Regions from separate parts of the Homo sapiens genome. Here region 1 is linked to region 2. A link is a contact called in ENCODE Hi-C data. All regions are on one chromosome and are shown on one strand. Each heading gives the region's core, a stretch centred on a gene start or an enhancer-like site at or near the end of the contact. The rest is flanking DNA. Distances are from core to core; before and after follow the strand shown. Region 1 holds the start of RTEL1 (regulator of telomere elongation helicase 1). Region 2 holds the start of RPS21 (ribosomal protein S21).

The links. A loop is a pair of places that touch in the nucleus more often than their neighbours do. Pooled maps may share reads with other maps.
Region 1: a map of naive thymus-derived CD4-positive, alpha-beta T cell shows a loop between it and region 2 (12-fold over the local background). The contact joins the promoter of RTEL1 here to the promoter of RPS21 in region 2. A Hi-C loop is called at or near these places in 2 of 168 maps with a recorded cell type or tissue (breast epithelium and naive thymus-derived CD4-positive, alpha-beta T cell) and 5 of 50 pooled maps.

The regions. Positions count from the first base shown.
Region 1 is chr20:63,656,677-63,660,152 of GRCh38, reverse strand. RTEL1 (regulator of telomere elongation helicase 1) reads right to left here and starts at 1,841. Exons shown (of 35, transcript NM_001283009.2): 1 at 1,687-1,841; 2 at 649-920. The coding sequence starts at 750. It overlaps RTEL1-TNFRSF6B (RTEL1-TNFRSF6B readthrough (NMD candidate)), which reads right to left and starts at 2,343. Exons shown (of 38, transcript NR_037882.1): 1 at 1,687-2,343; 2 at 649-920. RefSeq lists enhancers at 1,217-1,266, 1,417-1,486, 1,607-1,766, 1,787-1,876, 1,907-2,146.
Region 2 is chr20:62,384,852-62,388,352 of GRCh38, reverse strand. RPS21 (ribosomal protein S21) reads right to left here and starts at 1,250. Exons shown (of 6, transcript NM_001024.4): 1 at 1,217-1,250; 2 at 965-1,032; 3 at 679-742; 4 at 439-510; 5 at 1-44. The coding sequence starts at 1,014. RPS21-DT (RPS21 divergent transcript) reads left to right here and starts at 1,364. Exons shown (of 1, transcript NR_186459.1): 1 at 1,364-2,050. RefSeq lists enhancers at 401-1,092, 1,093-1,784, 2,063-2,112 and silencers at 973-1,162, 1,593-1,712.

The sequences.
Region 1 (3,476 bases), core at 592-3,091, 1.3 Mb before region 2:
ACCCGATTGTACATTTGTTCAATTCTGAGATAGGAGAAAAGCCGCCCTGTGGCAGGAGGCGAGACATATTGGCAGCAATGCTGCTCTGTTACTCTTTACTCCACCGAGATGTTTGGGTGGAGAAAAGCATAAAACTAGCCTACGTGCACATCCAGGCATAGTACCTTCCCTTGAACTTATTTGTGACCCAGATTCCTTTGCTCACGTTTTCTTGCTGACCTTCTCCCCACTATCACCTTGCTGTCCTGCCGCATTCCTCTTGCTGAGATAGTGAAAATAGTAATTAATGAATACTGAGGAAACTCAGAGACTGGTGCCGGTGCAGGTCCTCTGTATGCTGAGCGCCGGTCCCCTGGGCCCACTTTTCTCTCTATACTTTGTCTCTGTGTCTTATTCATTTTCTCAGTCTCTCGTCCCGCCTGATGAGAAATACCCACAGGTGTGGAGGGGCCGGCCCCCTTCAAAGGACGATCGTTTTTACTTGTCAATCCTCTCTCTGACCCCACCTGGAACACCAGCCCTTTTTATGACAGACGCTGCCTCTGGCCCGGAGGGGCCTGGCTGGAATGGGCCGGGAGAGGGAAGCACACCCCGTCCTGGCTGAAGCTCCACCCACCCGCAGTCCTTTCCTCGGGGCCTGTGCTCTACCTGCTGCAGACATTCCAGGACCTTGGTCATGTACTCCTGTTGGCATTTGTAGGGCTGGAAAGGGAAGTCTACGGTCACACCATTCAGGACTATCTTGGGCATATCAGCCTGTTCTCAGAAGGGCACAGAGCGTGGCTGAGGGGCAGGCTATTCGGGTCTGTGCGAAAAAACCACTCCGAACATCTTAGGGTCTCGGGCACTCCTGGTAAGCGATGCGAGCATGTGCACTGGGACACAACGCTGTTCTCTTCGAGAATCCCTATGGCACAGACCTGGGAAAGACAGTAAGACTCTGTTTGTAGACAGCCTTTGTGGGTACCGGGCTACTTTCCCAGGCGTTTCCATCAGTCCCTCCTGCGGAGAGGGTTGGAGAGCAACCCTGGTATATCCCATCTCGAGGAGCTGGCGGGGCGAAGATGCGAAGTGGCTGGGCCTTGCCTTATCCTCCCGCCCCACAACTCCGTCCTTCTCTGGAAAAGACGCCCACAGTGCTGCAAGTTCCGCCTGCAGTAATTCCGCGACTTCCACAAGAGCGTGAGGGCTGAAGAGGCAAGCGGCACCCCTCCCGGCCTCACCAGGCGCAACGTCAGAGCGGAGGGTCTGAACCTCCGGCCCTGCCTCTCCAGCCCTCTGCCCTCCTGGCTGGCTGGAGTCCATTCCCCATCCGCCCGGGTGGGCAACCAGATGCAGCCAAAGTAGCGAAAGAGCATGCCGGGATGCCAACCCGTGCAGCCCTCAGCAAATCACTCAACTTCTCTAAGCCTCAATCCCGCCCGGGAACTGGGACTAACAGAACAGACGCGGACACACTGAATGTCGGCCCTTCCCTCCAGCCCCGGTCAAGGGCTCAGCCAACGCCGCGGCGCCAGCGCCACGAGCGCAGGAAACTACAGGTCCCAAAATGCAGCGCGGCCAATCCGCCGACCCGCGGCCCCGAGGGCGGCTTGGGGCCTGCCGGGAGCTGTAGTTTCGAAAAACCGCAACGCGCCTACGAGCCGCTCGGGTAAAAGAACCACTTGTAGGGTCACTGCGACTCACTGCTCACTTGTCTCCGCGGCGAACCTTCCAGAACCGGGGTCCCTCAGGAACTCAACCGACTCCAGTCGAGGGCCGCCACCCGTCCCCAGCTGTCAGCCAGCTCAGAGTTTTCGCGGGCAGAGGCGCGCAGTCGGCGCTGAGCCCACTGCACTTCCGCCCCCCACTTCCGGTCCGTTGCTTTGTGCTCCCGGCGGAAACTGTTCCCCCGCGGAGGGGGTCCGCCTGCTCTTCGGCTCCTCCAGGCCTACACGGCGTTTTGCGCGTTCTGTGTCCGGCTCCGCTGGCCAGTGAACCTCACTTCCATCGCCCACAGGCAGAAATCTGGGGTCCCGCCCGTCTCCTCCCTTGATGTCATTCCCCCACCAGGGTCTGCGTTCCACTACCGCCTCTCTAGGCCGAGCCACCACCATTGCCCGGAGAGCTGCACGGGCCTCCTCCCCAGAGGCATCTTTTTACTGCTCGAGTGTGAGCCGACCGCTTTCCTGAAAATTTGAAAACGGCTGCGCCTTGCCCAGGACCCGGCTCCTGAGAGCCCTGACCGCCCCCTCTCCTTCCTCTCCTGCGTTCCAGCTTCTGCTCGGCTCACTGTCCCGCAGTGGTCCCGGCGGGCCTCCCTGAGTCCCCAGCACCCGGCACTGGCTGGCAGCAGGGCTGACTCCAAGAGCGAGGCCCGCACCGTTCTGTGGGGTCAGCCCAGCGTCACGGATGTTTGTCTCAGGCGGCCCCAGCTCCCATGCCCCAGAAGGCCCCAGAAGGCCCCAGGAGGGAGTTGGCGCTGCGTGACCGCGCACGGCCGGCAGGCAGCACTTCTTCGTGGCTTCTTCATGGCTGTGTTTAATGTCCACTGACGGCACATGCGAATGCCATGCGTGCCCACGCTCCTGGGTGTGAGATAGTGCTCGGAGAAGCCCCAGCACTCACTGGCACCCAGCCCCATGTGCCTGTTGTGGTGAAGGAACTGCAGGCTGCCTATCTGAGACTCGGCAGGGAGTTGAAGATGAGGAGACCAGCCACACACACTCGTTGAATGAATGGGCACCAAGCACAAGTTTCAGTGCCCCCCATACATGCTGATATGGTTCGGCTCTGTGTCTCCACCCAAGTCTCACCTCGAATTGTAATCCCCACGTGTGGAGGGAGGGACCTGGAGGGAGGTGGTTGGATCATGCGGTCAGTTTCCTCCAGGCTGTTCTGACAGTGAGTGCTCAGGAGACCCGATGGTTTAAAAGTGGCAGTTTCCCCTTCTCTCTCTCTTTCTCCTGCCGCCATGTACGACCTGGGAACTGGGACTAACATAGACTTCACCTTCTGCCATGATTCTTTTTTCTTTGAGACAGAGTTTTGGCTTTTTGCCCAGGCTGGAGTGCAGTGGCACAATCTTGGCTCACTGCAACCTCCACCTCCTGGGTTCAAGTGATTCTCCTGCCTCAGCCTCTCAAGTAGCTGGGATTACAGGTGTGCACCACTAAGCCCGGCTAATTTTTTATATTTTTAGTAGAGATGGAGTTTGACCGTGTTGGCCAGGCAGGTCTTGAACTCCTGACCTCAGGTGATCCACCCGCCTCGGCCTCCCAAAGTGCTGGGATTACAGGCGTGAGCCACCGCGCCCAGCCAGATAAGTCCTCTCATTGTCCACACTTTCTGGGTGAGAAAGTGAGGCACAGAGCGTTGAGCAGATTGCCCAGAGCCTGCTCAGGAGCCAGGAGTTTACCTTTTGCAGCCACACATCTCATCTCCTGAGAGCAGTGGCCAGAAAAGGCTGTCCTGTGGACTGAGCTGAAGTCTGAGTC
Region 2 (3,501 bases), core at 1-2,500:
CCATCGGCCTTGGCCAATCGGAGAATGGAATCATCTGACTCACCCTTAAGAAAAAAAAAAAAGCACACTAAGAATATTTCCACTCCGGCTGCCTGAGATGGCAGAAGGTCAGCTGTGCCACCAGCCCACGTCTCTCCCCCGCTGAGCGAATGGAGACAGGCGCAGAAGGGGAGCCACCTCTCCCGGGGCAGCCTGCAGCCTGACTATGGTGGAGCGGGGTCGGGGGGGCACCTCCTAGTGAGAGGCAGAGTCTGCTGCCTGAGTGTCTTCTCAGAGCACCCCTCTTCCACCCTCAAGAAGCGGCAGGCGGCCAGCCCAGTCCAGCTGGCTCAAACTACTCTGCCAGCAGATCTACTCAGGCACCATCACACACTCCAATGCGCACGGTAAAGTCCACGATGTCCCGAAGTGATGAGCAAAGCCCAGGGAAACACTCACCATCCTACGAATGGCCCCGCAGATAGCATAAGTTTTAAACTGGCCATTAAACCTGCCTGTGACCTTGTCAACCTAGAAAGAGAAGAAGGGTCACAAACCACTCCCCCAGGTTTGGGAAACACCAATCCTCAAAGCCAGCCTCTGCCTGTACCTTCACCCCAGGGGCTCCTCCACAATGGGACAGCCTGCCTTTCCCGCACATATATCACAACCTTCCCGCCTCCCGGGCTCCCAGCTCACCTCGGCCACGTTCATCTGGATGGATGCGTGGTCCTTGGCACCGATGATGCGATTGCTAGCGGAGCTGTGGAGAAAGGGCGCAGTGAGCAGAGGGGACTTGGGCGGTAAGAATGAAAGAGGGGACGAGGGAGGTTGGGGGTATATGAATGGAAAAGAGTAACGTCGGGGGCAGGACAAGTTAGGGACGTGACGAGGTAAGGACGGGAGGGGTGTGGGGGAACAAGGGCAGGCGAGGGGACGTGGTGGTTAGGTAAGGACGGAAGAGAGGCATGTGGGGGGCGCTTACCATTTCCGCGGCACGTACAGGTCCACGAACTCGCCGGCGTCGTTCTGCATTTCGAGGCTGGGCTGCGCCTGGGGAGTCACCGCGCGGCGCCGTGAGTACGGCCGGAACCGTGCCCCGGCTCCCGGCGCAAACCGGCCCCTAGGGTCACGGCCCCAGCCGCACCCAGCACCCCGCACCCCGTCCCCCGCGTCCAAGCCCCCACTCCCGCCCCAGCCCCAGCCCTGAGCCCGAAGCCCGCGCCGCGCGCCACACCTGCTGCCACCACACCGCGCGCGAGAGAGAAAGGAAGCAGCTAGTCACCCGGCAGAGATATCGGCGGGCAAGGAGGGGCCTCGGCGAGCGCTTCCGGGTCACGCCACCACAGCGAGTCTGCGCGGTGCGTGCTTGCCGGCCGTCGCCGTGACGCACTTCCGCTTCCGGCAAGGAGGTTCTCGGACCCCAGCCTGCTGGCCCTGGGGCGCGGGGCGTCGTGGGGGTCGTTGTCGTTGAGGGTCGTTGCCGTGTGTGGCGTCTTAGCCTGGCCCCTGGGTTGTGCCCCACGGACGCAGTCGACCCCTCTGAGCGCCTCGGGAGCCCCGAATAGCAGCTGGGAGAAGGGGCGAGGACTGAGCCTCGCTGCCCGCTGCCGGCCGGGCTAGAGATACGGGCGTGCCCCCCATTGTGCGCCTCCCGCCCTCCGGTCCCCTCACCCTGCGGCCACCTGGGGCGTGGGGCGGTGCTCCTGCCCGTGCACGTAGCCGCTGCGAGCGGAGGCCTGCTCACCTGGTGCCTGCTACTCACTCCCCCGGGCCGGTGGGCGAAGGACACCCGCAGGAACTCGGCAGAGGAGAAATTCAGACGGCTCCCGAGGGTAGGAAAAGACCCCGGCCCACCGTGGAATCTGAAACACCCGACCACTCTGCCATCCCATGTTTCACCAGTCAGACCCCCAGGGCAGGGCAGGGGAAGCAGAATGCAAACTGGGGCACCGTTTCCCTGAAGCGTGTTGGCCGCGTTTGTCGTAGTGCTAGAGGTGCATACCCTTGGACCCCGAAAACCCATTCCTGGGAATTTGCTCCAAGGAAGTAAAGATGTTACAAAGATGGACCCACGAAGTATGGTCGTTGGTTATGGGTGGGGTCTTGAGGAAGGCCTTGTTAGTAGCCTGAACCCTGTTGCCAGGAGAAGCTCCAAACCGGTAGACGGAGGGAGCAGCGCGGCCTATGTTGGGGTCTTCTCTGGGCGGGGGACATGATCCTAGGATGTAGAACTAGCCTCAGAAAACTTAAGACTCAGTGGCCAGGTGCGGTGGCTCAGGCCTGTAATCCCAGCGCTTTGGGCGGAGGTGGGTGGATCACCTGAGGTCAGGAGTTCGAGACCCGTCTGGCCAACATGGTGAAACCCCATCTCTACTAAAAATACAAAAAATTAGCTGGGCGTGGTGGCAGGCGCCTGTAGTCCCAGCTACTCGGAAGGCTGAGGCAGGAGAATGGCGTGAACCCGGGAGGCGGAGCTTGTAGTGAGCTGAGATCCCGCCACTGCACTCCAGCCTGGGCGACAGAGCAAGACTGCGTCTCAAAAAAAAAAAGTTTTTTTATGTTTAATTTTTTGGGTACATAGTGGGTGTGTACATTTATGGGGCACATGAGATATTTTCATACCGGCATGCAGTGCGTAGTAATCACATGGGGTATATGGAGCATCCATCACCTCAAGCATTTATCCTTTGCGTTACAAATAATCCAATACTATACTCTTTTAGTCATTTTAAAATGTGCAATTAAATCATTATTGACTGTAGACACCCTGTTGTGCTATCAAACACTAGGTCTTATTCTTTCTGTCTTTTTATACCCATTAACCATCCCCATTTGCCCCCCTCCTCCCACTGTTCTACCCTTCCCAGCCTCTGGTAACCATCTTTCTACTGTCTGTCTCCACAAATTCAATTGTTTTAATTTTTAGCTCCCACAAATAATAGTGCTGTGATAAACATCGTAGCACATGTATCTCTTCCTTTCTTTCTTTTTTTTTTGAGACAAAGTCTCGCTCTGTCACCCAGGCTGGAGTGCAGTGGTGCGATCTCGGCTCACTGCAACTTCTGCCCCCAGAGTTCAAGTGATTCTCCTGCCTCAGCCTCCTCAGTAGCTGGGACTACAGGCATGAGCCACCACACCCGGCCAGGTATCTCTTTCATATACTGATTTCCTTTCTTTTGGGTATATGCCCAGCAGTGGGATTGCTTTATTTATGGCAGCTCTATTCTTAGTTTTTGTTTGTTTGTTTGTTTGTTTGTTTGTTTGTTTGAGACGGAGTCTTGCTCTGTCTCCCAGGCTGGAGTGCAGTGGTGCGGTCTTGGCTCACTGCAACCTCCACCTCCCAGGTTCAAGCGATTCTCCTGCCTCAGCCTCCAGAGTAGCTGGGATTACAGGGGTCTGCTACCACGCCTGGCTAATTTTTGTATTTTTAGTAGAGATGGGGTTTCACCATGTTGGCCAGGCTGGTCTTTAACTCCTGACCTCGTGATCTGCCCGCCTTGGCCTCCCAAAGTGCTGGGA